Regions from separate parts of the Homo sapiens genome. Here region 2 is linked to region 1. Evidence: chromatin loops called from intact Hi-C (ENCODE). Cell type or tissue: Calu3. All regions are shown on one strand. Links, peaks and the distances in the headings refer to the core of each region. The heading gives the core; the rest is flanking DNA.

Evidence for each region. A loop is a pair of places that touch in the nucleus more often than their neighbours do. Peaks named below come from ENCODE experiments on the same cell type or tissue, not always from the same donor. Only the 100,000 strongest peaks of a DNase experiment are listed, where the experiment ranks them.
Region 2: it touches region 1 in a loop (7-fold over the local background); 6 of 110 quality-filtered maps call a loop at or near these places.

The regions. Positions count from the first base shown.
Region 1 is chr5:167,238,374-167,253,754 of GRCh38, reverse strand. The region is part of intron 2 of TENM2 (teneurin transmembrane protein 2); the gene reads right to left. Among named protein-coding and RNA genes, the nearest start is that of TENM2-AS2, 57 kb to the left of the region's middle. In Calu3, for the core only: no CTCF peak of the experiment used is centred there; a DNase peak (open chromatin) is centred at 8,954.
Region 2 is chr5:165,622,629-165,638,009 of GRCh38, reverse strand. No RefSeq gene overlaps it. Among named protein-coding and RNA genes, the nearest start is that of LINC01938, 390 kb to the right of the region's middle. In Calu3, for the core only: a CTCF peak has its summit at 7,632 (motif pointing left); DNase peaks (open chromatin) are centred at 7,589 and 10,089.

The DNA.
Region 1 (15,381 bases), core at 4,989-12,988:
ACATCGCCCTAATACTGCACGATCACAGAATTTAGGGGAGATATAACTGATTTTTAATAAATTAATCATCTTAAAGAGTAAAAGAGAAAATATTACTATCTTTATAGATGCTAAAACATCATTTATGAAAATTCATTCTACATTCTTAGTTTTTAAAAATAAATCACTTAAGAAATAGAAATTCACAGCTATTCTAATACAAAAAAAGTTTTGGAGTCGGTAAGATTTTAACTTCTAAATGATTTTTACGTTTTAAAAACTTAACCATTATGACAACTTTGAGAGGTCACTTTTTTTTGTTTGTTTGTTTTCTCATTAAAATGTTGACTCTAAGACTAACAGAGGTTAGGACACCCAAGTCAGGGGCAGTGGCTCTTGCCTATAATCCCAGCACTTTGGGAGGCCGAGGTGGGTGGATCTTTTGAGCCCAGTAGTTTGGGACCAGCTTCAGCAACATGAAGAAAGCCTATCTGTATGAAAAATTAAAAAAAAAAAAAAAAGCCAGGCCTGTTGGCTCATGCTTGTGATCTCAGTTACTGAAGAGGCTGAGGTGGGAGGATTGCTTGACCCTGGGAGGTGGAGGCTGCACTGAGCCAAGATTGTGCCACTGCACTTAACCTCAGTGATGGAGTGAACCCTGTCTCAAAAATAATAATAATAATAAAAAAAGACACCCAAAGCCACAAAGTTACCAAGTCAAGAACAAGAACACAAAGCAATGTCTATTTGACTCCAAAATAAATGGTCTTTGGATTCATCATGTTGCCCACACGGTCAAAAGAAGAACAAGATCATTTATATTATACTTCATTTAACTTCTTCCCAGAGAGCTATGACACGTAAGGCCAGAGTCAAGCATCCAGCTGAACATATGCATGATATTTTGGAAAAACTGAAATATTATAAGGATTGACTTGGCATAGGGCTATTGTATTAACTCTACTCAAAAGTGATCTCAAGGTAAAAGTCACATTGTGTTAATGGTGTAAAGGATCAATGTTTAGTTGAGCCAATATAGCAGAGACCACTGGTTGCTGAGCTAATTTCAGGTTCTCGTCTTCATCTGGGTGAGCATCTAGATTCCATGTCATAGTCTCCTTTGCAGTTAGCGGTGGCTGTGTACCTGAGAGCCACGAATGGAAAGGGAAAAGTGTTATGTACAGTTTCCAGGTATAACCCATACAGATCTCTTAGATGCTTCTGTGTGTTCATTTCCCTGCACAGCTGGCCAAAATGCAGATAACCTCCAAAGACACATGATGAAGGTATCAGAGTCTCTATCAGCCTGGACTCCTTCTTCCCCCAAATGACAACGCGAAAGGAAACCTCCCAAAGCCATTCGCCTACTTACTACAATGACTGATAAATAAATCTTCTCTTGGAGCTATTTTACAACAGTGGTTGGCCCACATTAACAAACAAGATTTCATCATACTTATTGAACTATACTAATAGCTAATAATTTCCCCATGCTTTGGACTCAGCCTCTGTAGCCCATTAACGTCTTTCCTTATCACCTTTGGCACTTCTGTTTATGGCTTTCTGTTTCTGGACATTTTTCCCTAACCCCAGAGAAGAGATTTCATAGCCCTCTAAGCTCTTCTCTTTTGGGTTTCAGAAGCATGGAACAAATTAATCTTATGAACTCTTACTTGAGCCAATGCCAGGAGAACTTTATCACACTAGGCCCCCCAAAAGACCTGCCCTTGGCCCTGAATGCATTCCTCAATCTTGTTTTGCTTTCCTGAGAAATCTTTGGTAGGAATTTTTATATACTTCAGGTGTGAATAGTGTTTCATCTCTAGTATTGCCAAACTGAGACCTGCCTTGGCACAGTAGGCACTCAATAAATATTTCTCCAACATTATCTATCCTTCAGGCCTTTGAGAGGATTGGGCTAGAATCTCAATGCTCTAATTTTGCGTATCAGAACAACATTATGCCCAAAGTAAAACTAAAAAGCAAAATCTCTAAATGCATTGCTGCCTCACCAAACAGAAGTCCAAATTCAATTCAATTCTTTCTTAATCAAGCTGAAAAATCCCATAGAGGAAATTCAGAAGGTTCGTAGGATGTCTTCCATCTCTTAGTAAGATAAAGTGGGCCCAGACACATGGCCATTTTTCAGCACATATATGGAATACAAGCTGTATGATATCTTGAGTGTGCCCAAATTGGTTTGCCTGAAAGCAGCAAGAATGCCTTAGCTTGTGCTTGCTCTCCTTCAGGAAAATAAAAAGAAATATGACTGCTTGCCCTTGCCTAATTCCAAGTGAGTGAAGGACACTGTAAGACATTAAAATATTATCTAAAAGCATAATAGATATATAAGCATTAGGCATTAGCTTGTATCTTCATTGTTTGAACCCTGCATCATTACTGCTAATGTTTAGGTTTATACATTCTCCTATGGAAGGGTGTTGTTTTGTTTTTGTAGCTCTGTGTGCTCTCACTCCACTTGAATTTAGTTATTTGTTTGTAACCAAAGAGGCCCCTCAGCTGAAAGCAACTGCAATTACGCAGCCAGTTCTCGTTCTTCCAGCGCTTTGTGAGCACACAAAGCTGGACCTTGGAATCAACTTTTACAACACGTTCCTTTTCTTTCCTGACTCCACAATCCCTCTGAATGTATTCAGAATATAAAGAGTCTAATCATTAGCACTTTTTTCTTTTCAGGGATTTAAAATACCTACAAGCTGAAGTTGTGCCTATAGAGAATGCTCCCTCTCTACTTCCATCTCTCATAGTTTATTCTTTCTCAAAAGAGAGAAGCAATTTGCCTGAATATATCGCCATTTCACCAAATAAAACCAACACCATCCAATCAATATAACTTCTCTTGAGCAAACAAAATAGAAATGGGACTCATGAAAGAAATACATTGACATTTACATCCATGGCCATACTTTTCAGTAGCTGCTCACCTAATCTATTCACTTAGCAGCATTCTCAGATACTAAAATTTTTGTATTGAGATGCACAATATGACAATCAAATCATAGGTCAAAACAGTAAGCTTTTTACAACATAATAGCATCTCAGTAGGACACATGTTTCTGTGAAGGGATTCGCCACATTGCAGAAACAAATGGGATGGAATGGCCTCATATATAACATCAGAGAGCAAGAGTTTGTAATACCTGTCAGACTGTCTTTCTTGTCTGATAGCTCCATCAGATAAAATCATATATGCATTATACTATATGTCAGTGGTGTGCAATACAAATATAACATAAGTCACATATGTTATGTTACATTTTTACTAGCCACGTGAAAAAATTTAAAAAGGTGAAATCAATTTCAATACTATATTTTACCCAATAGATTCAAAATACAATTATTTCAACATGTACTCAATATTGTTATATTTTTTAATGAGCTATTTTACATCCTTTTAACCTACTAAAGCTTTTCTGTTTTTTTCGTCTTTTTATGAGATAAGGTCTCACTGTGTCACCCAGGCTGGAGTGCAGTGGCAGTATCACGGCTTACTGCAGCTTTGATCTCTGGGGCTCAAGTGATCCTCCCCACTCAGCCTCCTGAGTAGCTGACACTACAGGCATTCACCACCATGGCTGGCTAATCTTTTATTCCTACCAAGTCTTCAAAACCTGTTGTGAATCTGAGAAGTGTACATCTCCATTTGGACCGGCCATATTGCAAGTGCTAATGGCCACATGTGGCTAGTGGCTACCATATTGCACAGCCAAGGTCTGTACACTTTAGTTAATGTTTGGGCACAGAAACATCATGTATGGCCTTCCTGGAAGGCTCCCCACTACCATTTAATCGTTTACTTAGCCCTGTTCACAGTCAGAGCTCAGAATTCTGAATTCAACACATATGCATTGTCTATAATGTTCCAGGCAGTCTTCTAGGGGCAGGGGATAAGGAGTGGACAAAGCAAAGTTTCTGTCTATCATAGAGAAACACATTTAGAGAGGATGTTTACATCTTAGTGAGTATAAAGGCATAGTGAGTCCAAACATCATTTATCCCTAGAAGTCTGTCTTGATTCCTTGATAGGACGGCTTGCTCCATCATATCCTTTCACAGCACACACTCTTACTTCATAGGATTTTTCCTAGTTTAAATTAGGTGCTTAATATCTAACTTCCTTAAATGACAACAAGATTGATGTAGGTAAAGAGACAATATATCTTAATAAATGAACGTACCATCCCCAAACCTACCCAGTACAGTCAGTGCCTGGCACAGAGTAGGTGGATAAAAATACTTGTCGAATATAAGGACAGAATGAGAGAAGTAAGGAGGAGGTGAGAGACAGAGGGGGAAGGAAAGAAGGAAGGAAAGAAGGAAAGAAGAACGGGAAAAAATGTGCACTGGTGAAAGGTGAGACAATGCTCTGTAAATGTCAGCAATGTTCATTAGCTAAATGGCATAGCCAGCTGCCATAATTTACCACTCCCTTCCTTATTTATATGCAGCCTTTTCTGAATTCTTCCAAGCTCAATAGAACTGGTACTTCATACCTTGTATTTCATTTGCTCTTTTCCTGGATTTACTTCAACAATGTTTCAATTTGAACATGACCTAAAGATATGGATGAAGGGGCTATATATTTTACAGGCACTCCAGTAAATTTTGAAAACTCTTCTATCCAGTATATATTGCATCATACACATTCAAAAGATGCTGGCTGGGTTTCCCACTGTCATCTTGCCAAGAATTAACAAGGTGGGTATAAGCTGCCTAGACATAGTATTAATTACAGAGATATGCAGATATTTCCCTTTTATTGGCCTATTCACTCTTTACTGATCAGCGGACTATAAATTAGTGGAGAATCAGAAATTCTTTTGGGGGCCTGCAGTTTCATTTTTGTTGTTCATTTCTTCTAGCACACATTGTATACACAAATTGGGCATTTTCAAATTTATGTTTCAGTCAAGAACTTTGAAATATCATTCATATATATATATATACACACACACGCACACATATATATATACACACATATATATGGCTTTTGAATTTCTTTCCTCCAAAATCCATAATTTACTAATTCTTTCATGTATTTGATCACTCTATGGGTTCAGCTAAGTCCGCCAATGCTGAAATTGTTTGCAAGTCTGCTTTGCCACCCCGCCACCAACACACACACACAGCATCAATTCAAACTTATGGACCCTGATATTCACGAAAAGTCATGGAACCCCCCGGGGGATGTTCAGCTGCTTCTTCCTCTAGCGTTTTCAAAGTGTAGTCCAAGTATCGGCAGCACGGACACCACCTGGGAAATCCTTAGCAATACAAATTCTCAGGCCCTCTCCAGACATGCTGAATCAGAGAATCTGGGGGCGGGGCCTGCAATCTGTGTTTTCTGGAACCCTCCGTGGGATTCTGAACACACAGTGGAGTTTGAGAACCACTACCCTTAGAAGTGAATCAGCACAACGCACACTCACATTTTGGACGCTCAACACGTTCACATAATACAAAAACATATTTAGAGAGCATGTTTAAATCTTAGAATAATAAAAAATACATATAAACCCAAATCAAATTTACAAAGACTGGCACAAGTATTAAACAAAAAAGAACTCTTACAGCAAAAATCCGTCAAATTTCATCGTAAAAGGGAAAATAAGCCACTGGTGCTATTTTAAAATCTACAACATTTCTGAAGTGAAATTCCAAGTTGCCTTTCAGTTTTTGTTTACAGTATTTTTAGAGCTCCCTCTGCATGCTATGTTTTCTTTTAGACATACTGCCAACTTTTTGTATCTGTCATCTGGTTTTGAAAATGAGGTTTCTCACCATTTTTTTAAGCATTTCACCATTTCAGTTGTCACACTGATGCTTGGTACATCTGGAAGTTCCTGTGATACGATGGATTTAGAGCCTACATTTAGAAGCGTATCAAATAATTACCAACATTTAATTTCATGTTCCTTCAGAAAAAAAATCCATTAGAGGTTCTACAGCTCTTCTTCCATGCCATCCCCTAAATTAAATTTCATATTAAAAAAGCTAGATTCAAGGATTTCTCAGGCTTCACATTTTCAAATTTAAATTCAAAAAAGCAGAAAGGAACAATGTAGAAAGAAATGATTTATCCCAGGGGTTTGTTCTTTTTAACTAGAAGATAAACTGAAATTCAGGAGGGGAGGAGAAGAAGCAGAGGAGGCAGGCTGGCACCCTCATCTTATTTTGCTATGTGATTCCATATTGCTTTGGGGTTTCTATTTTAAGCACCAATCATTTATTTTTTTTTCCTCCAACACAAATGTGTTCTTGATGACTGGGATATTGTTTTAATTATTTTTAATAAAACTCATTTGACAGCCTTAAACTTTGATAATGTTTCTCCAAAAGGCTTCGATATTAAACAAAAGTATCCTCCCATTTCAAAACTGCAAGATGACTTCAGAAAGTTAATTAATGTCACTTTCAGAAGAATCAGGCTGTAAAGGCTGTTTGGGATGGTAGCAAAGAGCGTGAACTCAGGAGTCAAATGGCTTAGGTATGAATTCAGCCCTGTCACTTACTTGCTGGATGACCTTGAGCAGTTCCTTAAGCTCTGTGTGTCTGAGCTTTCTCATCTATAGAAAGCACATCAGAATTCATTTAGCTCTTGCGTTGTTGTTTGGGAGGATCAAATAAGGCAGTGCTTGTAAAGGGTCTAGCATGCAGCCTAATATGTAATATTAAGTATTTATTGACATCCTTTTATTGATAATATTTTAATAACTAGTTCATCTCTGAAATTATGCTTTATTCAATCATTTAAGTTAGGGACAAGTATTTTAATACTTTCCATCCTGGTGTTTGCTAATTTGCTATAAACTTGTCAAAATGAATGATGAGGTGATGAATAGACGGGTAAGTGGATGATCCCAACGCGATGTTAGTAGGGGGGCTTTCGTGGGAAGCTGGGAACATGAAGCACCACATTCCCCACAATTGGCCATTCCTACCCAAAAGTGCCCTCCACCTCCTCCTCCCATCCACACCCCGCGCCAACCAACATGAAACTACCCCCTAACATATAAACACATGGGCAAGCAGAAGAATTCTCACTGCTCATTTATCTGTGGGAAACAGGCAGCTCCCCACCAACTACTGCAAAAGCTTGCCCTTGCTTTTTTCAAGGCACAAAAGAATTTGAGGATACGGTTAGGCATCAAGTCAATGTTGTCATCACATCTTCTAAATTTTTCCTTTTAAATATACAGACATTTAGATAAAAATTTAATATAATACTATAGAAATATACTATAACAAATATTACAGTATGTAAATACATACATAACATATACATATAGATTCTTTCATATTTATATACATATACATATATACAGACATATATCTATGTAATTTATAAAAACAGTGTATGCTCATTGTAGAAAACATTTTGCATAGGTATATGATACCTGTGGCCATTTTATGTATATGTAGTAATACATGCACACACATGCACACACATACACATACATAAATGCGGTAGCCCACTATACTTATTTATTTGGGTTTATAGAGGTAGCAGTGATAACAATCCTCTCTTCTTCTTAGTTCTAAACTAATTAAAAAGCAGTCAAAAGCTGCAGAGTATTACTTGGGAAAGTCTGTGTCCCTCTCTTGCCGTAGAAAGGATGAAATTGCCATCCCCAGATGAGAAAGGCACAGGAACTAGCTCCACCCCTTTCCAGCCCATTGGTTACTCACTCCCAAGAGAGGAGGAGTAACTCATCTCACTGGTAGCCATGGGAAAAGGAAATGAACAAGGGAAGCATTCTCTCCAGCCATGGCATGGAGGCTGTCATTTTCTGTGTCTACCTGTGACTGAGTACCCCAGTTTAGTGGGAGGGGTAGAAGTTCAAGGGCTGACAAAGAATATTAGGAAGCTGCTAGTTTGATCTCCAGTATCTGGCTCTGTCTCTCTGCCAGTTTCTACCTCCAGTTAGAAAGAAAGTAGGGATATTCTTTACTCCTTTATATGTCATTTGTAAGACCCAAATTACTATTCTATAATTTGCTTTTGCGCCTGAATATATTGAGAATACTTTCCCTGCCAGGAAATATCCTTTCTTCTATAACATCATTTTAATGATCATTCAGCATTTCCATTGTTTGATGTTCCATAACTTATTGAACCATTGTCCTATACTCAATAATCAGGTTTTTGAAAAATTATTGTTAGTGTAAATAATACAAACAGATAGCATTCTTTGTATACTGTTCTGTTCATTTCCTGAGGATACATTTCTTAAAAAAAAGAAAAAGAAAAGGCTGGCTGGGTCAACATATATGCACATTTGAAATATTTGTTATATACACTTTGAAGTTGTCATCCAGAAAGTTTGTGTCATTTCTGCTTCCTCTAGAAGTAAATGAGAATACCTGTTTCCTTGTACCTTTCCTAGATTTAAGGAATGGAACTAAAATACTATGCCACATTTTCCTTACTATGATTTTATACACTTTAGCTAGTGGGAAGAGCTACCGTGCACCCTTTGTCTGGGAGGCAGTTTCTTTGCCGTTTGCCCAAGTGTGAAATGCCATATTTCCTTAAGTCAAGTTACCTACTCTCTTGACATTACAAATATTAGCATTTTAAAACCTGTTTTCAAATTAAGACAAAAGCAAACATCACTGCTAATGTACATTTGAGGAAGGAGGGGGAAGAAACCATGGAAACCAGCAGAGGAATTAAAATGGCAACTAAGAATTAGACACCGGAATAGAACCAGCAGTGGGCTAGATGAGGATTATAATTGGAACCAATTTGACAGGAATTATAAGGTGTTCCTTTGCATTTTCTGATTTTGTTTTTTTTTTCTTTTGGTCATGCTTTGAAGAAGCCGTGATAAATCTTACTTCCACTATACTTTTGCTCTCATAAAACTCCTTGAAAATACCACAGGCTGTCCAACTACACACAAACACAGCTCATTTAGGCCACAGGATGGCACTCTGGGTGCATCCAAGTGATGAGGTGCCACACTCCCCCTAGAAATAAGGCTCTCTACCCCTTGGGAGACTGAGAGACACCACTCACAGCCTCACTAAAAGCCCAGCACCTATCCCTCGGAGGTACAGTGACTAACGTTTTATCCACTCAGAATGCCCTGGGCTTCTCTCAGATGTGCTTCTCTCCACATGTCAAACACTGGCGAAGCTCTCCCTAGAACACCTGGCCTCTTGGCCTCCTCACTTCCTTGGAGGCTACACTTACGGAAAGCTACAATATTCCTGCTGCTTCAGGAACACAGCTATATTTCTGGGACAAATACATCGGAAAACGCAGCCATTTAACTGCTTGTGGCTCACATGGTAAAACTGCATTTCCACATTGTTGATGCTTCCAGATACTCAAAATAGCCATCCTGTTTTTCTTTAAATATAATTAATATTCCACTGTGTGGGAGTTAGGTTAACACGTGTTAAATGAAGTGGTATGTAAATTACATAGAAACATTGTTTTTTCCACATTTGGACAATTGAGTTTGTCACTATTATGATAGTTATTATCATTATTATAATTTGCCATTAAAATGTGATGTAAAAAGAGAAATATCTTTAAGCTTAAATGTAAAGACCTCTGATGTAATCATCATAACATTAGAAGAACACATAAAGGATGACATAAGTTCTTGGCTAAACAAGGTACACTTGACTTAATCTTTAGTAAACTGCAAATAATAATAGAACAGATTTAGATTAAAATCACAGTAATGATTTTCACTCACAGAAAGGAAGAAGAAGGATTTCCCAGGCAAGGGCATGGGGCAAAAGATTAGGAGACAGTGTGGGTACAACATGGACCCCTGTCAAAGATTTCTGGAAAATAATTCTATATATGAAGTATGACAAAATAACAGAAAGCCTTGAAGGCCAATCTAAGGATTTTAGACTTGTCCTAGACACAGAATGAAGGAGGTGGGCAGAGATACTTTGTGAAGGAGAAACTATTTTGAGATCAATTGGATATCAATGCAGATAAAATTGGATCAGGGAGAAGGTAAGAGGAGAGGGGAAAATATAGAAGCACGGAGATGTGTTAGGAGGATGTTGCAACTGATTAATATCACAAGATCTCAAAAAAGGGTGGGGCAGAGGAAATGGAGACAAATCTGCAGTTTGGAGGGATACTGAGAGAAATATGCCCTGTCCAGAGGAGGTGACTAAGTGAAACTAGCAATGCAGCCTTCAAAATCACAGCTTCAGATAGCCTAGCATTTGAATACAACCACGCAGCCCACCAACTCACTACAACAATTCTTTGAGCTCATCTCCAAGGACTCATGTTTTTCTTTTTTCCCATGGCTCCCACCAATCTTCACTTCCCTTCCCTGCTCCACTAAAATAATGTCCTTCGAAATATCCTCAGTTCCCATGACCCGCAATTCCTAGGGTAAAATCCTGCAGGAACCTGACCAGCCATGAGGCCCCACTCACCCTCAGACTACATCAGTGCAGATAAACAATGATAGGGATTATTCAACCAGACAAAAGAGTATAGATGTAATTCACAATGCATTGCCTTAAATTTCCCAGAAATTTAACTACCTTTCTTCATTATGTTCCATCTCTAGTCTCAGCAACACTGGCAACCCCCTCCTTACTTTCATCTGATAATCTTGCCTCATTCTCTTTAAGAATCTCTAGAAGCTGTAAGATGCGAATTTTATCCCAAATCTAGAAGCCCTTTGTGTCTACACCCATCTTTTCCTACTCTTTTATTTCAATGGGAAAAAAAAAAACCTCAACATGTCCCAGCTGCTGTTAAATGTCAAACCATTTACATACGCACAGAATCTGAGCCCTACTCCTTCTGAAAGATTCTATTTTGCGTTTTTGGCCTCCTATTCTGTGATTTATATTTTTCGTCTACACACAAACATAATCTAGTCCAGATGACCACTGAACAGCATGGGAGTTAGAGGCCCTGACCCCATGCAGTTGAAAGTCTGTGTATTACTTTTGAATCCCCAGAAACTTAACTACAAATAGCCTACTGTTCACTGGAAGCCTTGCCAGTAACGTAGCTAATGAAGACATATTTTGTATGTTATATATATTACATACTGTATTCTTACAATAAAGCAAGAGAAAATAAAATGTCCTTAAGAAATCATAAAGAGGCGAAAATATATTTACTATTCATTAAGTGAAAGTGGATCATCATAAAGGTCTTCATCCTCATCATCTTCTCATAGAGTAGGCTGGAGAAGAGGAACAGGAGGGGTTGGTCTTGTTGTCTTAGGGGCAGCAGAGGAGGAAGAAAACCGAGGTATAAGTAACCCATGCAGTTCAAACCCATGTTCTTCAAAGGTCAACTGTATATCTCATTTATTTCATCATCAAAGGTTAATCAGTATTTACTACGTGTCAGGAGTTTTTCTATGAGTTAGGGGTACATCAATTAGAAAACCTAAACAGGCCAGGTGCAGTGGCTCATGCCTGTAATCCCAGCATTTTGGGAGGCCGAGGCAGACAGATCACCTGAGGTCAGGAGTTTGAGACCAGCCTGGCCAACATGGGGAAACCCCATCTCTACTAAAAATACAAAAATTAGCCTCATGTAGTGGTATGTGCCTGTAATTCTAGCTACTCAGGAGGCTGAGGCAGGAGAATCGCTTGAACCTGGGAGGCAGAGGTTGCAGTGAGCTGAGATCATGCCACTGCACTGCACTCTAGTCTGAGCGACAAGAGCAAAACTCCATCTCAAAAAAAAAAAAAAACAAAAAACAAAAAAAGAAAACAAAGAAAACCTAAACAAAAAAAACAAGCAAAGCAGACAAAAAATCCTGGCCCTCATGTAGTTCTAGACTGTGTAGGTGAGAATTTTAGTCTCATCTCAATATAAGTGAAAAATAAAAATAAACAATCCACTTCCATTATGATGCAATCTTCCTCAGCCATCAACCGTTACTCTATTACACTTCAGAGAAAAACGTCTTCAAAGAGTTGTGTACATATCATGTCTCCACTTTGTCATCTTGCAATCATTTTTCAAATCACTCCAATCTTGCTCCTGTTCCCATCGCTCCACTAAAACTGCTCCAGCTCAGGCCTCAAAAGATACCCATGTTGCCAAATCCAACAATTGCTCTTCAGTCCTCATCTCATTCAACCCCTTGGCAACATTGAACCATGTCATCAATCCTTTCTTTGTGAAGCACCCTTCTCTTGAGTCGTGTTATACCACATTCTTGCTGGAATCCTTTCAGTTCCTTGATTATATCGTACGTGATTCTCAGTGTGCAATGTTCATCCTCTCTCTTTGCCTGTCTGCCTCTCTGCCTCCTTCTGCTCTTCAGGACTTAGCTTGTCACTTCTTCAGAGAACTCTTGCTTATCCACCCAATTTAATAGGAACTTCATTTTGACTCCATCTTTCACAATACCCTATATATTGCTTCCAGAGCATTTGTCAGAATTTGTAACCCTATAAGTATGTGCAAGTTTGTTTAGTGTTTGTAAGGAACAAGACTTTTTTTTCTATTATTGCATGCCATTGTTTTACTTCTAACCCGCCTGACTATGCTGTATATACAATTATATACCTAGTGCCCAGTATATAGTACAGGCTTCGTAAATAGTAGCTGAATGAATGAACTAGGTATTTTGCTCACTATATTATATCAGGTTTGGGGTGTGAATGAGACAGGATCAAAAGTAATGCTTTGTTTTATGGAGCAGATAATAAGGAAAATGTAAACGCAATTTGGAATTGGATTTACTCTAAAGGGAAAGGTGGTGATCTATTTTGGGAATATTAGTTTTGAGCTATCACTAGAACATGTAAAGAAAAGATACAGCACAATGATGGAGATATGCTTTTATAGACACTGTGGCTACTCCTCACCATCCACCCTACCTGTTTCCCATTTTGTGGAAGAGGAATTGGCTCAAGAATGGACACGAGGCTTAGCCCAATGCAAGGAGACATGAGGAGAAGGTTTCTTAAGACATTCGGGAAATTTTTCTTGTTCTAAGAACAAAAGAAGAACTGCATACTTTCTCCTGCTGAACATGAAGAAGGTAGCACATATTCCTGATTGCTGCTGTCCACTATTTCATGCACTGCCAAAGTAAAGCCAAGCATAGGATAAAGCCAATACATGGACAGAAAAACCAAAACGTGAAAAGACGTTGGAAAAGGACCTGGCTGCCCAGTGACATTATAGATGGCTGGGTCAACGCACCCTGAAGCTCCTTAACTCTGCTCTTTTCTGTTATCAGCCAATAAATCTATTGATTGGCTACTTAGAGTTGGGCTGTCTGTTTTCTTTTTCCTCTTTTTTAGTGGAAACCTTTTTTTAACTTAACTGATACACATGAGGTAAAAGATCGGCAGAATGAGTGGAATTAAAAAAAATAAGAAAGCTTGCTGAAGGAGTTATATCATTAAAAAGAAATGGGGGACTCAAACAACAACAACAGGTGGGCAAATATTATCTCTAAAGAAATGGTTAATAATTAGAAAGAATCAGTATAAACACGGACAAACAGAGCAAAAAAAAAAAAGGCCACCTACCAAAGTCACTTTGTTGTCTCCTCCTGTTCTTTAGAGGAATGATGCTGTTCATATTATTTAGTCATGTCAGCACAAGAATACTTAAGGGGAGCCCCAGTATCAGAAAATACAAGCTTATGAAAAAGTATTTTTAGGAAAACTTCAATAAAATCCCAGTAAAGGCTATTTAAAAAAAGGCTGGGCATAATGGCTCACGCCAGTAATCCCAGCACTTTGGGAGGCCGAGGCAGGCAGATCACCTGAGGTCAGGAGTTGGAGACCAGCCTGACCAACATGGAAGAACCCTGTCTCTACTAAAAATACAAAAAAGTAGCCGAGCATGGTGGCGCGTGCCTGTCATCCCAGCTACTTGGGAGATTGAGGCAGGAGAATCGCTTGAATCTGGGAGGCAGAGGTTGCGGTTAGCTGAGATCACGCCATTGCACTCCAGCCTGGGCAACAAGAGCAAAACTCCATCTCAAAATAAATAAATAAACAACAATATAAAAAGTTTATTAATTTATCCATGAATAAATATAATTTTAAATGTATTTCTCAACTGTTTCTTCATTTATTGAGAGATGTTCTTTATTTTAGGCACTGTTCTAGTACTGAGTACAAGCAAACACATCTGCTTTCAAATTATCCACAGACTACTAGTGGGGGAGGAAGTCTAGTAAAAGGTACCTCGTTGGTGTGATTCATTCTGGGATAAACATAGGTACCCAGTTCCGACACTATGGCAACCGTATAATTCAATGTTAATGTAGCTGGACTATTGAGGTGAATGGGCTATGTTAGGTGTCTTGGAGGAAACAGTGCCTGAACTGCTAATGAAGAAATGGGGTAGTCAGGACAAGAAGAAAACATGTTCTTGATAGAAAGAACAGCCCCAGAGAAATGAAGAATGTATAAACATAGCACTGGAGTTGGAAGTGTGATTCTTGTGCCCTGAACTGTATTTATGGCTCTCTGAAACTAGTTGGTTTGAAATAATGTCTCATCAGTCTACAGAAGGTCAAATCAACACAGTCCAAATTAGGAACTAAATGAAAAGTGTCTATTAGCCATGACATTCGACATTATAACTTATAGTTAGATAAATGAACATGACAAGGCACTCTTCAAAGATACCTTGGAGAGACCAGATCTTTCTGTAGTGATTTTTAAAGACAAGTGAATCTTATTGTTGTTTTGGGGGATTTATTTCGTCTGCTGATACAAAGACCTATAGACCCAGACACATAAGGAATGTTGCTCTATTTACGAACCAAGTATGCAAATACTGCTATCTAATCATATTTTATACACCTCAATGCAATGCTCAGTAGGTCCCAGGAAAGGCTTTGCTAAAGCAGTATCTGTTCATAAGCAAATAGCTTATGTTTCTTATTTTCTAAAATAAAGCCCAAAGCAACTTTAATCTATGATCAAGAACATCTCTTCCTGATCAGTGAAGAAAGATCATACAAATTGACTATTTCTTACTCTTTACAGGCTTCTGATATATGGATTCAGGCAATCAGCTAAGTTCCATTTCTTACTATTTTATTTGCTTTTTTTTTTTTTTTTTTTGCATCTCCTGTATTACAAGGACAGAAGGCCAACTTATCTAGTCATTCCACAGAAGAATGCATATGTTTAAAAGCACATGTGCTCTGTGCATACAAACATGGGTAGAACCTAGCAGGCTTGTCCCGCAAATCTCAGAGGCTGTAGAACTCACAATGTCCCTCAATACCTAATCTTGTCATTCACATATTTTGATTTTGAGAACACTCTCTCTTAGGTCTAATCCAAGCCTATCTTCATGGAGAGAGAATTAATTTAGTTCCAGGGGAGAAGCAGGAAATACTCTATGTGGCAAGATTTGAGGCTTCATAACTAGTTCTTCAG
Region 2 (15,381 bases), core at 4,529-12,528, 1.6 Mb after region 1:
AGAATAACAATACCCACTTTGTTGAGTAATTGACAGTCTTGGTACAAAAATAAATATTAATGTTTCATTGTGTGTTCTATATATAAGACACTCTTCTAAAGCTATCTATGCATTATGTTATTTAATCCTCTGAACAATTAAATTAGTATGTACTTTGTCTAGGCCCCTTTTACAGGCAAAACATTTGACTCCCACTTAGGCCATGGTAAACCCAAGATTTGAACTAAGGTAGCTTGACTCTAAGATTTACATATTTAAGCACTATGCTGTACTACATAGAGCAGACTCTCCTTAAATATAAATTATCATTATCATCATCACCACCATTAGCAACATCACTATTATTATGTGATCATTTCTCTTTATTTTGTGATCATAGTTTGTACTTTATCCTCACTTTATAGTCACACTTATATTAAGGTACTTCAGATCAAAGATGGGTGTAGGAAGGTTTTAAATAACAAACTGTTGATGATCGCAGTATAATAAGATCTACAAATCACAATTTCTATAGATCTGAGTTTCCTGATCTAAAACGGAATATATACAATTGTATGCCACCTGGGGTCCATTTTAGTTCTATTAAGCAAGTTTTAGCAAGTTTTTTCTTTCAAGGCTGTCAGCTCGTGATACATAGCATATGCTCACAGCTTCAGTTAGAAGGATCCTTGATGGTGGCAATATCAAAGCCCCTCCTCATTAAATATTAGTTATATTAATATTAATTTAATGCAAAGAATTTCATCCTGGGGCTCCTAGAACCTTAAGAAAAGCCCAGGATATGTTATTTATGCTTTTACTTGATAAAAAATAAATTCTTTCTAGAGGATACCATTCTACCCAAAGATCAATTGCCACAGATTATTTTTTGTTTCTATTAAGATTTCATAGGTTCATTAAAATTGTGTGTGTGTGTATATATATACATATACAAGGACTATTGCTGATGGAAAAATTTAGAAATGTGGTATGGCCTTAATTTTTATGCAGTCATTTCAACTGCAACACATACATACAAGGACTATTGCTGATGGAAAAAATTAGAAATGTGGTATGGCCTTAATTTTTATGCAATCATTTCAACTGCAGCTTAATAAGAGAAGTTTCTTAGGTCTGTTGGGAAATTGTAGCGCCTTCTAAAAAAACTTGATGTTGAGAGTTTGTTTGAAAGTTTATGATTGCTTTATTCAAATGTAAATTTCACTTAAATTACAAAATAAAATGCTAGGTTAAGGAGCATTACCTCTTTTACCATTTAGACTTCTGAGACCTTAAATGCAGTCTAGAATTTTAACGAATGAATTATAATACCCACCTCTTTCAGCACTAATTATCATCATCCTTGATGTATAAAAGGCCATTTTTATTAATTATTGTAAAATATAGATAACACAAAGAAAAGAGTCTGTCCCAGTTCCAGAAAATTTACAAAAACAAAACAAAGATTACAATGAAACCCTTACAGGCAGACTCTGTGTCATGTCAAATCAATCAGCTGAGAAAAGAATAATTCAGCCAGGAAGCTCATTGTTTGATGGACACAATGCCAATTAACTAATTTGACACAATGCAGTTAACAAGTTTGACTTATTTTTTCTTAACAAATTGACTGCCTTTACTTCTGTTTCAGTGTCATGTAGATGTAGTAGCAGATAACAGTAACAATATTGAATCAAGAGGTTAAGTGATTTAATTTTGAAGACATTACTATTACAGAGGCCACATTTAATAAATCAATGTGTTTAAGATGCTTGGAGATCTATGGATTAAAGATGACTTTGCTTGTGGAGTGCCTAATAATCATTATATGTTGCAAACCCACACACAACACTAAGAGCTTGTCTTTCTTAGTTGTCGATAATTCTATGCATCTCCAGGTAGCCCCAAACCTCCCCTCCACCCAACACTGGCTGGCTTTCTTCAACAGAAATCATCCACTTCTCTATAATAATAGATCAAACTCTGCACCTCCCTGCCTCAGCCTTAACTACCGGTGCTTGACAAGTTTAGTTTAAAATATCAATACAATAGTTATAGTAAGCAGAGAACAAGTCTTTCATTATTTGAGGTGAAAACAATATTGTGCTTTGGATTTTTTTTTTAACTAAGCAAGCTGAGTCATTTGTGTGGATGAAGAAACAAACAAATTCAGATGCTCTTGCTGTGCGGCAAAACTCGGAGTCAAAGCTGACCTCCTGGTCCTATAGGCAATTGTTTAGCACTGCTCATTACTTGTAACTTGCGGGCTGTTGCATAGGACTAACCTCAGAGCATGATATGAAACCAGCATAGGAATGGTGGAAGGTATCCTTTTAGGACAGAAGAGCTATTAAATCATAATCATAAAATTAAACCTTTATTTCTCGCCAAAGACAAATTGCCAGCTATTTGAATTCATCATGTCAATCAATAAATTTTAATAATCAATCATTTTTCATAATGAATTCCAGTGAAGAAAGAGGTGAACATCTAATTTGAATGAAATATCAGAAACAACTAATAGTCATTAGAATCATCAAATTATGGAATACAAGATATGGATTGGAGCTTAAGTATTGCCTAGTCCAATCTTTGATTAAAAAATAAGTCTAGGGACTTATCCAAGGCTATAACCTCATCAGAGGCAAAGTTGAGTCTAGACTCTGTTTCTTCCTTCAGCATTTTTCTAGGGTCATGTTTCAGTATGCTCTGGAATTACTTTCCAATGTAGGGAATGTCAGAAAAAGAATTTTGATTTTCTTACAAGATTGCAGTTGTACTGCATCACACTCTGGGATAAATTATAAGTAATACTATTTAAAGCATTCTTCTTCCACATCTTGGCCAATCCCAACGAATCACAGCTTCCCATTCTTGGATTAAGTGTATGTGAATTAATCGTCTCTTCCCCACACTTACTACCTGATGGAAGTGTCCTAAGGCAAAAGCCCACATCTTCTCTGTCTCCCATTATTAGTCTAGCCAGGAAGAGAGACAGGGCACAATAAAAATGGTCCACTGCATTACAACGCTCCCCAATCCTGACTCCTAGGCTAGCTTTTCCCCTTCACATGCTGTCGACCTTTGAATGTATATATGAGATTATACTGAGCTAACCAACCTGATGCCCACCTGCTCCTAACCCCACCAGCACAGGGCATTAGATAACATGTGTTCTTTTCTTCTGAATCAATAGTGTTCTTTATTCTCAGAGAGGAAACCAGCACCTCTCTGTGGGGAAGCCACACTGGTGGAAAAAGCACCCATGAGGTCATTACCTATGTGAAAGGAAAATAAATCTTGGGACCCCAAAATCATTAAGCCAAGGGAAAAGTCAAGCTGAGAACTATGTCAGACAAATCTGCCTCCCATTTTATTCCTAAATAAGATAGCTACAAAGATAAGAAGCTACGTACCTCCCTCACAAGTTGCCCACAAGGAAATTTCTTGTGGACAAAGGACAGACAGAACTCAAAGTCGTCTCTCTGCTCACAGGAGACAAATGCTTATCTGAGTTCTTCCTCTGCTTTATTGTTTCACTAAGCCAGCCTAAGGTGGAGGTAACTATTCCTGTAAATTGCATATTCAGTGAAAGGCTAATCAGAAACTCAAAAGAATGCAAGCATTTGTTTTTTATCTACCTACAACCTGAAAGCCACGTCCCCACTTTGAGTTGTCCTGCCTTTCTGAACTGAACGAACGTACATCTTACATATATTGATTGATGTCCTATGTCTCCCTAAAATGTATGAAGCCAGGTTGTGTCCCATCCACCTCGGCACATGTCCTCAGGACCTCCTAAAGCTGTGCCATGGGTGTGTCTTTGACCTTGGCAAAATAAAATTCCTAAATTGACTGAGACTTGACTCAGATACCCTTTGGTTTACATTGACTTTGATGAAAAGAAGCTATTTAATCATAAGCTTTTAAAAGGTATTCTTTAAGGTCTTTTCGAGGCTACACATGGATGAAATTTCTATTCTAGCACGGTTTTCTGTAGCATATTAAATATATTTTTCAGCCACAAAATGGGATGATGATATGGTTTTATACAACCCTTAGCAGCTCTTCTAATTTAGTGGATCGGGTCTAGTACGTATTCCTCTGCCTCCACTGTTTTATTTCATTCAATTACAAGGAAGCATTCTTTCTAACCCTATGTATCTAATAGTAAGTATTCTGCCTAAATAACATAAGGCAAAATTTCCACCTCAGAGTAAATTCGAAAAAGAATGAAACTATAATTTTGCCATCTATCTTACACAACAATAAGCATAGGTGCTTATGTTTGTGAAGCACTATACACAACTTTCCCATCCTCTATATCCTTTGAATTCATAAAGACCCTGAGGCAGGAAGATCAGGCCCAAGCGTTCCCATTTGGCTGATGTCATAGAGCCTCATATAAGGCATGTGACTACACCAAGATCACACAACTGAAAGGATGCAGAGTAAGAAACCACACCACACATTTTCCACTACATTTGCTCTCTTTCCTCTTCCTGACCTGCATGACCTCAAAATATACAGGTCTGTAAGCCAGAGAATGCAAGAAGACTCTGAATCAACATGGTGTATTTCCATTTCTCTCTTCAGTTTACATACCTAGGTTCCTGGTTACAGGTTCATTTCCTGTCATGAGACATGCTTCCTTGGGAACATGTAAGCAGCTTGGGTATCATGCTTTCTCACAAGCAGAGAGAAATCCTGGCCATCCTGCCTCCATCTTCCTTTCTGTGTTCTCCACTGGGGTATGCAGACTTAGAAAAATGAGAAGCTGATGATAGTGACACGAGAAATGGAGCTGGTTTTGATTACAAAATGAATTATATGAGAACTCAGTCACATGCAGGTTAATATATAATCCTTCAAAAATGCAGACGATTTGGCAGTGGTGGTTTAAATTGTGTGAAACAGTTTTCTCTATTGTCAAACTTCTTAGAGACATCAATGTGGTATATGTGTAATGGATTCTCTGTAAAGTACAATATGTAGTATTTCATTGTACTTTGTTAAAGAAAAAATTAGTCTGGCATCTGTTAAAATGATAAGGAAGGGTTATTCAAGATTCTAGAGTATTGCAATGGGGGCATTGTGACAGGGGATTGAGATTGAGTTCAGCTTCTGATATAGGAGAGGTATCTTAGGATTTATAGCCAACAAGCAGAGTGAGAGGGTCAGTGAACGAAAAAGCACGAAGATGAGACATCAAGGGTCTTAGCAAGATTATTGCTGAAATCAGGCCAGGGCCAGGGTAATCAGATAACAAAGGTAGAGAATTCTTTCTTGCTTTTTTTTCCTTTTATGAGACAGGGTCTCACTCTAACACCCAGGCTGGAGTCCACTGGTGCTATCATGCGTCATTGCAGCCTCAACTTCCCGGGCTCAAGCAATCCTCCCACCTCAACCTCCTAAGTAGCTGAGACCATAAGCACATTCCACCAAGCCCAGCTAATTTAATTTATTATTATTATTTTTTGTAGAGACAGAGTCTTACTATGTTGCCCTGGCTTGGAATTCTTGCTAAACCAACTTAGCAGGATTCTTGCTACAACAGAACTGGGTGGACAGAAGACAGGAGTGGAACCAAGGTCCAGGCATACTCGAGAAGAGAGCTCAGAGAACCCTAACTAAAGTTTGGTCAAGGAGAGAGTCTTTTTAAATGTACTTGACGGAGAGCCCTTTTGGTGGGCCTTTGCTTTGGATTAGTTGCCACAGAATACATTTTGGAAGACAATGCCCTAGTACATTTATCAGACAACCAGACACACCTTAGACATTGGTCTGCATTGATTCTACTTGCCAGCCTCAGAATAGGTGATCCCAATTTAGAGACACAAAGTTATCCTCGTGTCAGACTATTAAGATTACATAGGTAGGGAAAATAAACAATAGATTTAGCTTGCCTTTTGTTCATCTGAGATTCCTTCTAGAAGAATCTTTATTTTTCACTTATTCACTGAATAACTCTGGGTAAGCCACTTAACCTCTGGGTCTTCAGTTCCTCATTGGTGTAATAAAAAGGTTTAACTGAATGATCTCTGATGCCCTTTCCATCATAAAATAATACCTATTACGTTTTCTGTGCTTCTGTATATCCAATTAATGTTTTACAAAGAGCAGATTAAAATGATCAGTTTTCAGTGCCATGGGCTGGGGAGAGGAACAAAAGATTTTAGACAGGAGAGGAAGGCAAGTGTCAATTTTTGATCTCTGCTGACAAAAGATGTATTCATTCTGGTTACAGAGAAATTTTCTCCAAAGTAGGCTGGATGCTTTAAAAATAAAGGAATTTGTTTCAGGATGTAAAACTGAGGCACAAGCATGAAACATAAGTCCTAAATGAACTGTAAATAGGGGATATTCACATTTCTCAATGAGAAGGAAACTATGCCATATCTGCAATCCAGTGGTGTTAATTCATCACAATAAAAAAGAATGTTGACATGCAAAGTCCTGTATGAATAAAGGTGTAGACTTTTTTCTTTTTCTTTTCTTCTCTTTTCTTTTCTTTCTTCCTTTTTCTTTTCTTTTTTTAAAAGACAGGGTCTTGCTCTGTCAGCCAGGCTGGAATGCAGTTGTGCAATCATAGCTTATTGCAGCCTGGAACTCCTGGGCTCAAGCAATCCTCCCACTTGAGCCTCCTGAGTAGCTAGGACTACAGGCATGCACCACACCTGGCTTATTATTATTTTTAATTTTTTTTTGTGTGTGGAGGTGGGGTCTTGCTATGTTGCCTAGGCTTATCTTGAACTCCTGGCCTCAAACAATCCTTCTGCTTCGGCCTCTTAAAGCACTGGGATTACAGGCATGAGCCACTACACCCAGCCAACATTCAACTCAATGAATTAAATTTGCTCGGAAAGCTTATTTGAAGGAGAGAAGTTGGTGAGTGAATTTCCTCATGGAAGGCCACTCTTTTGTCTTTAACTTTCAAAATCAACATCTCACATTTACAGTAGGAATCCCTTACTTGATCCTTTTTTAAAAATGTTAATTAAAAGTGGAGAAAAACATTCACCTTCACGCCTGTTTATCAATGTAGGTATGGATAGACATAGATGAATTTTTTAACTCAGAAGCAAGATTTAAGGCAAAGGCACTTACACTCACACCCTCTTGTTTCTGTAAAAAAAAAAAAAAAAAAAAGGTTACAATTTGATTACCATTTTATAGTAAAATCCAGAGTTACAGCTGGAAGTGACCTTCAAAATAATTTCCTTTAACTCCCTCATTTTACAGATATGAGCATGGAGTCTCAGAAAGATCAGAGTCCACAGCTGGTGAGTGGCAGAGTTGGGCGCAGAGCCCCCACTTCCTGACCCTGGGTGCAGGGTGACTTTTGACTCACCATAAACCTAACAGGAATTAGGCCAGCAATTCTTAGAAGGCCTAACACAGGACTCACTCGTGGAATCAGCGTGCATTTGTCCCATGGAATTTGTTATCTCCAATTGTGTTCCTGTTATGGGATTTGTTGTCCTGTTTTCTGACTCCGCACTTGATTTGCAATTCTGGGCTATAGCAGTATGCTTCCCCAGAGTACTGAGCAGTGGTCAGTGAATTTAATCTGTCTCTCGCTGTGATCTGTGAGCGAAGTTGTTACAGCTCCACCTAGTGGACAAATTCACAGAGAGGGGAAATTGCAAAGGGGATGCTGCCCGCTGAGGACGAATCTGCAGGCGAGAGGGCAGAACACATCACAGAGAGGTTAAAGCTGCAAAAAGTTGTACTGACAACTGGCTGTAAACTAAAGGCTGTTGTGGAGAAATCAAAGTATAATTATTAGAGAGGGGGAGAAAACATCAGCTTTCTCATTACTTCAAGGACCTCTAGAGATTTTTATAGCTTCTGGAGGATGCTGTTAGGTATGAAGAAGGACGAGTCAGAGGATGGAATTAATAGAACTCACAAATGAAAACTAACTCTTGGAATTTTTCTAAAAGTGCACACAGGCAAAATTTACTCAGCCTCGGGTGTCTGACTGGCCCCCAAGATTTCTTACGGCCCCAGTACAGTAGAAAGGCAGATGCTGAACGGTGGGCTCCAGTCTTCAGCCATAGTTAGTTAACCCCCTCTGCCCTCTCAGGTTCATAACACGAGCTCTGGGCTCAGTGCTTCAGAGGATCCCTTGTTAGTTTATATTCACTGTCTGTCTTTTGTTGTCTTTCTAAAGAGACATGACCAGAAGCCAAAGGATTGAGTTAATATTACACCATCCCTTGAAAGCAGAAGTAACACTGTCTCTAAAAAATATAAGCCCCAGAACATAAGTGCTATATGTGTGTCTATGTGTGACACACATAGACAAAAAATTAACCATCTCTCAAGATAACTGTTCACATTGATTCCTTCCCCGCTTCTCCTCTATACCCCTTTCTTACATCTTAGCTTTCCATTACCAAGGATCCCAGTAGCTTTTATGGTATTAATTTCCACTCTATGCAAACATCTCTGGGACATATTGCTCCATGTTAAGTACAACTGCTTTCTGAGAAGAACTGACAAAACAACTGCTGCTGATTTTCCTTTATTCAAATCAAGTTTATCTTTTTTATCTTCTTATCAACATCTATACAGTATGTTTTGAAAGCTTTTGCATCGATAGCAATTTTAAGAATGTCCTTGACATTAATGACTTCTATATTTGATCTCAGATCACATTCTCTTCTGAAGAAAGTGTATAATGCTCTAAGGCTGAGTTGGCATAAACATTGCAGAATCACAGGTAAATGACACCTGGAATGCGGCATACATTCAATAAATACTTATTGAATTGAATTGGAAAGACAGTTTGTGTTTTAATAGATGTGATTTGCATGGTTCCTCAGGCTGGTGGTTGAGCAAATGAAGTGAGAACCTCAGAGAGCCAAGACCTATACCTTATTGCTAACGACTTTGGAGTTTGTGATCAGGAGCTCAGATCAAGCCAGTTTTGGCCCTAATTTGCTATGTGAACACAAGTAAGTTACCTGAACTCTTTGCAACTCAAAGTCAAACTGACTACAAGTTGAGAAGAGAAAGAAGAGTATATAATTTAGAATTTTCTGGTCCTAATAAGACATGTCGAGTTCTTAGCATAGTGTTACAAACAGTATTGCAAGCTCTTGAAGAATCCTGGCTATTTGTAGATGCTAGATTGAGGAGCTGAATTTTTTTTATCAAGAAAGACTTCTATCAAAGGCTTCTCTTAGAAAGGATGGTAAAATAATGAGAACAGAGGTAATTGACCAAGGATTATGGATTATTCAACTAATTATAAAGTACTCTGATGAACTTCTTTTTTTAAAGCAAATATTTGTATGTGACATGAGTGTGAGAAAAATACGTAGGCAAAAATGAACAAAACTTTGCATTAGACATTAGAGACTAAAAGAAGCTAAAAATGCACATTACTGGCCGGGCGCGGTGGCTCACGCCTGTAATCCCAGCACTTTGGGAGGCCGAGGCGGGTGGATCATGAGGTCAGGAGATCGAGACCATCCTGGCTAACAAGGTGAAACCCCGTCTCTACTAAAAATACAAAAAATTAGCCGGGCGCTGTGGCGGGCACCTGTAGTCCCAGCTACTCGGGAGGCTGAGGCAGGAGAATGGCGTGAACCCGGGAAGCGGAGCTTGCAGTGAGCCGAGATTGCGCCACTGCAGTCCGCAGTCCGGCCTGGGCGACAGAGCGAGACTCCGTCTCAAAAAAAAAAAAAAAAAAAAAAAAAAAAATGCACATTACTAAGGGAAAAAGAAAAAATACATAACAAAGTAGCAAAATGCCCGTATCACAGAGAAAATTAAGAAATCTATGAAATAGTTGCTGTTGGGCAGAAAGAAATGTGTAATAAATTCTAGATACCAAGAAAGAATGTTAAAGACAGAGAAATCTGGAGTAATTTGCGTTGAGTGGAGGTGTCAAGGACATCTCACAGGATAGAAGTTTTGGAACCAGAAGCATTACATAGATTGGTAGGGAAAAAAAAATCAAAGGGTATCTGGGAGGTTTGTAAACATACCAGCCATGTTTACTGCGGAAGTAGGTTGTTTAAGAGATCGATAAGGGAGATCCCTTGGCCTGGAATTCCATGCTTACATAGTTGCTGCTTTCATAAACCAAACATTGTGGGCAGTAAAGGGATGCAATTTGAAGTCGTGATTTGGTCAGTGTGGTAGGCAGAATACTGGCTCCCCAAAAGAATGCTCGCATTGTCATCTCCAGAACCTGTGACTGTGTTATGTTACACGACAAGGAGGGATTAAGGTCGCAGATGGAATTAGGTTTGCTAATCAGCTCACCCTAAAATTAGATTATTTGGGGTTATCTGATGGGCCCAATGTAATCATAAGGGAAAAAAGAGGCAGAAAAATTATTGTCAGATAGATATGATTTAAGAAAGTGCTGGGTTTGAAGACAGAAAAGAGCAGTGAGCGAAGGAATGGTGAGTAGCCATAGAAGCTGGGAAGGGCAAAAAAACATTTTCTCCTAGACTTTCCAGAAAGAAATGCCGCTCTGCCAACATCTTGATTTTAGCCCACTGATACCTGTATCAGATTTCTGACTTGCAGTCTATAAGATAGTACATTTCTGTTGTTTTCAGCCACTGAGGGTGTGGCAATTTGTTAACAGTAGCAATAACAAACGAATACAGCCCACCTTTCTTGTTCCAAGAGAGTGAATGCAGGAAGCCCACACCATTGGAACATAGTTGTAGCAAAACACCTAGATGGGATTTAAAAATAAAGGAGGTGGAATTAGAGCAGAGAGGATCCTTTTTTTTTTTTTTTTTTTTTTTTTTTTTTTTTTGAGACGGAGTCTCGCTCTGTCGCCCAGGCTGGAGTGCAGTGGCGCGATCTCGGCTCACTGCAAGCTCTGCCTTCCAGGTTCACGCCATTCTCCTGCCTCAGCCTCCCAAGTAGCTGGGACTACAGGCGCCCGCCACCACGCTCAGCTAATTTTTTGTATTTTTAGTAGAGACAGGGTTTCACCATGTTAGCCAGGATGTTCTCGATCTCCTGACCTCGTGATCCGCCAGCCTCGGCCTCCCAAAGTGGAGAGGATCCATTTTAATTGCTAAGAGTTGAAGTACCTTCTGTCCTCCTAAGAGCACCCCAGAATAGGCTTAACCATCCTCAAGGATAGGCTTTCAGGGGATGCGCTGTCAGCCCCTCTCATTACGTGCTCATGGTGACCTGTGAGTTCAAGAATCGGGGCAGATAATTTTGACAAAACGCAACCAGAGAGGCTGACCCTGGATGTCCCAAGAAGGAGGACTTATATATAGTAACAACAGCAGTAGGAGGACGCAGTCATCAAATGCATAGAATTTGCAAATTGTGGGGGATAGGAATGTAGCCCAGTCAGAAAGGCAAAGGGAACAAAGATTGCAGAATTGGGCCTTTCTTCTTTCCAGTGGAAAGAGCTCAGCCACCGTGTGTAGAAATTTTGGAAGGAAAAAAAGTAAAAGATTTAGGTTGGATTAAGTTTTAGTAAGAGAAATAAATTGACCAGCTAGAGTCTATTAAAATGCCTGCTCTGATTTACTTCTGGGGTTTATATACCAGCTTCTTTTCTCACAAACTCAGGGCTTTATTCTCTTAAAGCCCAGAGAGATTAATCTGTAAAGCAGAAATAACAAAAGGACCTATGTTATAAACTTATTGTGAGAATGGTACCTTGTCAGGCACTGAGCATAGTGTCTAGCACAAGATAAACTATTATGATTGTTGCTATTAGATCTAGCTAAAAACTCTCATGAATACACTAGACAAGAGTGATTCATAGTTAAAATTCTATTTGCATTTTAGAGCTTTTCATAGCTATATGACCCCCTCAGACTAGAACAATGTTTCTTAAACTTTAGTGTGCACTAGAAACACTGGAGGGCATGTTTAAACAGATGGCTGAGCCCTACCTTCAGAGTGGAGGGGACTAAGAATTTTTCTGGTTTTTTTTTTTTTTTTTTTTTTTTTTTTTTTTTTTTTAAGACAGAGTCTCACTCTCTCACCCAGACTGGAGTGCAGTGGCCCCATCTCGGCCAACCACAATCTCTACCTTCCAGGCTCAAGGGATTCTCCTGCCTCAGCCTCCTGAGTAGCTGGGATTACAGGCGTGTGTCACTACTGCCCAGCTAATTTTTGTATTTTTATAGAGATGGGGTTTCACCATGTTGGCCAGGCTGGTCTCGAACTCCTGACCTTAAATGATCCACCCACCTTGGCCTCCCAAAGTGTTGCGATTACAGGCGTGAGTCACCATGCCCAGCCAAGAATTTATACTTCTAACATGTGTCAAGATGATGCAACTAGTTCAGAGACTACACTTTGTGAAATGCTGGCCTAGGTGATACAACTTAACCTGAATTTTCATGATAGATCACCTTATATTACAGTATCCTCAAATAAGCCCTTTTAGTTTCAGATCCAGTAGGAGATGATTTCATGTTTCATTGGAAAACCATATACAAGAAGGGAGATAAGAGTCCACATGATTACTTCCAATCAATGGGGTTAGAGAAAGTCGTTATATTTCCAGGCTAAATAATTTAAGAGCCAACGAATAACCCTTCAGCTTTCACCTTCTCTGCTCAGTGTCAAAGAAGCAATCATGGAGATCTGATCTTGAGTTCCAAATGGTTCACTTAGCAGAGGACGGAATGTCATCAGCCTGGGTCTTGACCAGAGCCCCTCTACAAGCCCAAATAAACATATAATGTGAGGAGGAATCAAGCTTTTATTGAGTGAAGGGTTTCTTTTTTCCCTTAGGATAACTTAGCCTCTTCTGACTAATATGGATTCCAAGTTAGGACTCATAAATGGGCATTAGAAGACTACTGCTCTTGCTGTTACTAAGCTGGTCATGAACCAAGATTTGAACCATGCATTTCATCACTCACTACATATCAAGAAAGTGGTATTAAGGTAATCCTTCGCCTCCCAATCTCAGTGCTGGCTACCTAGCAGAACCGCACACATGCTTTTTAGATACACAATACATTTGCCTTTCTCTTTGTCTTCTTCCCTTCACTTTTCTTCTTCATTCTCTTGGGAACTTTTCAGTCTTGTCTGCATAAAGAAGAATGGAGAGACGTTTGAGGAGGACAGAGACAAAAGATTGAATGGCCTTGGAAAGACACTGAAAAAGTATTTGCCTGGATTCAATAGCAACGCTGGTCCTTGGCACTGAATCCTAACAACCTCCGTACTAGTCGGCACAGGCTGCCACAATAAAATACTACAGGCTGGCTGGCTTAAACAACAGAATTTAATTTTCTTGCTGTTCCGGAAGCTGGAAGTTTGAAATCAGGGTGCCAGCACAGTTGGGATCTGGTGTGGGTGTTCTTTCTGGCTTACAGGCAGTACCTTCTTGCTGTGTAACTCAAATGGTGGAGTGAGCAGAGGAGGGAGGAGAAAGCAAGCTCTTTGGTGTCCCCTATGGGGCTACTAATCTCCTCAAGAAGGCCCCACTCTCACAACCTTGTCAAAACTGCGTCTCCAAATGACATTGCATGGGCAGTTAGGACTTATAAACATATAAATATGGGGGATGTGTATCAACCCATAGCAACTTTTCTATTATAAACAGCATGAGGATTTCCTAGTCTTACCACCAGAAGTTCCTCAAACCCATCTCAAATTTATGTCACACAAATATATGCAATACAGTAGTTTCCCCTTGCCCACAGTTTTCCCTTATGTGGTTTTAGTTACCCCGGTTCAACCACGTTCTGAAAACATTAAATGGAAAATCCCAGAAATAAGCAATTCAGACGTTTTAAATTGTGCACCATTCTGAGTATAGCCATGAAATCTTGCACTGTCCTGCTCCCCACCCCAGACACAAATCATCTCTTTGTCCAACATATCCATGCCATACCCACCCATTAGACATTTAGTAGCCATCTTGCCTATCAGAGCAATTGTCGTGGTATCATTCCATTTTAGTATTAGTTAATGTTGTCAATATCTTACTATGCCTATTTTATAAATTAAACTTTATCATAGGTATGCATGTATAGAAAAAAACATAGGGTAGACAGCATTCAGTACTAGTTCTTGTTTCAGGCATCCACTAGGTATCTTAGAATGCATCCCCGATGAATAAGAGGGTACTATTGTATATGTTTTCCACAGTCAATTCAGGGCAAAAGACAAAAAGAAAACCAGAGAAAAGGCAGTTATTACAAGCTTTTGCTTAAATATTTATAAAAATAAACATTTGAAGCTTGGTGTATTGGTTTGTGTGACAGAGTAACTGCCATGTGAGAAGGTAACAATTATAATGTGCATTTCTTAGAAGTACAGTATTCTGTATGCTATACACACACACAACACACACATATACACACAACACACACAATACACACACACATATACACACAACACACACATATACACACAACACACACAATACACACACACAATACACACACACAATACACACACACACAGTTCCATGACCTTTTATCCTCATAATTTGCTTCAATAAACAGAGAGCTAGAAATCCTGGCACAAAATATTCACAATCTTTAGAACAGTCTCCTTCTCCTAATCCAACAAGCTCCTGTTCCGATCCTTCCTTAGAAACAAAAACAAAAACCAATGTCTGTCAAGTTATTTTCCCGAAGAAGCCTCCCTTTCAGTAGCTGGATGAAGGTGCAGAGTCGCAACTAATCAAAATCCCTTTATGTAGTGTTTTTCATTCTGTGCCTTGCATGGTTTCACTTTCTCTTTTTCTTAATGCCATGTCTGCTTTCTTCTCTAGATTGTAATTTGCTTGAGGGCAGAGGCTGCACTTTCCCTTTGTTGAGCACAAGTATTTTGAAAGAGCCTGCAGGATTGTGAGCACTCAGAAGAATTTTGTTGATGATAGTGATGTTTCTGAAAATGTCTAAGAAAAAAGCAGATACCTCTGGCCTGCCGTGACCTTCATGTGCTTAATCTAAAGTGTCTTTTTTTTTTCCTTTCATAAACAATAATGCACCTAGGCAGCACATATGCAAGAAAGTGAGTCAGAAGAGCAATTCAGTTTTCCAGTGCCCTTATGTGACTCCTTCAATGCCTTAGGAATCGGCTTGAGGATTTATTTGAAGCATACCAGCCATGCGGTTTCTAGACTCCATGAGCACAAGATATGTTTCCACGCCCTCCTCCTCAATCCTCACATTCTTAATGCTTAAAGTGTGCCCTCGCGACTTTTCTGTTAGTTAAGAGATGTACAACATAGGGGCAAAAATCAATCTTAATTAAGGCGGACTCTGGAATTATGATCGAAGGAGGTACATTAGCCCAGTGCTTCCAGCCCCCCATACACTGCTGTTATTGATGTTTGGACAGATGGGGAAAGTGAAACAGGAGTCAATACTTCGATCTACTGTGTTCTCTAAGGATCTGAATTTTTAACACATCCATAATGAGTGC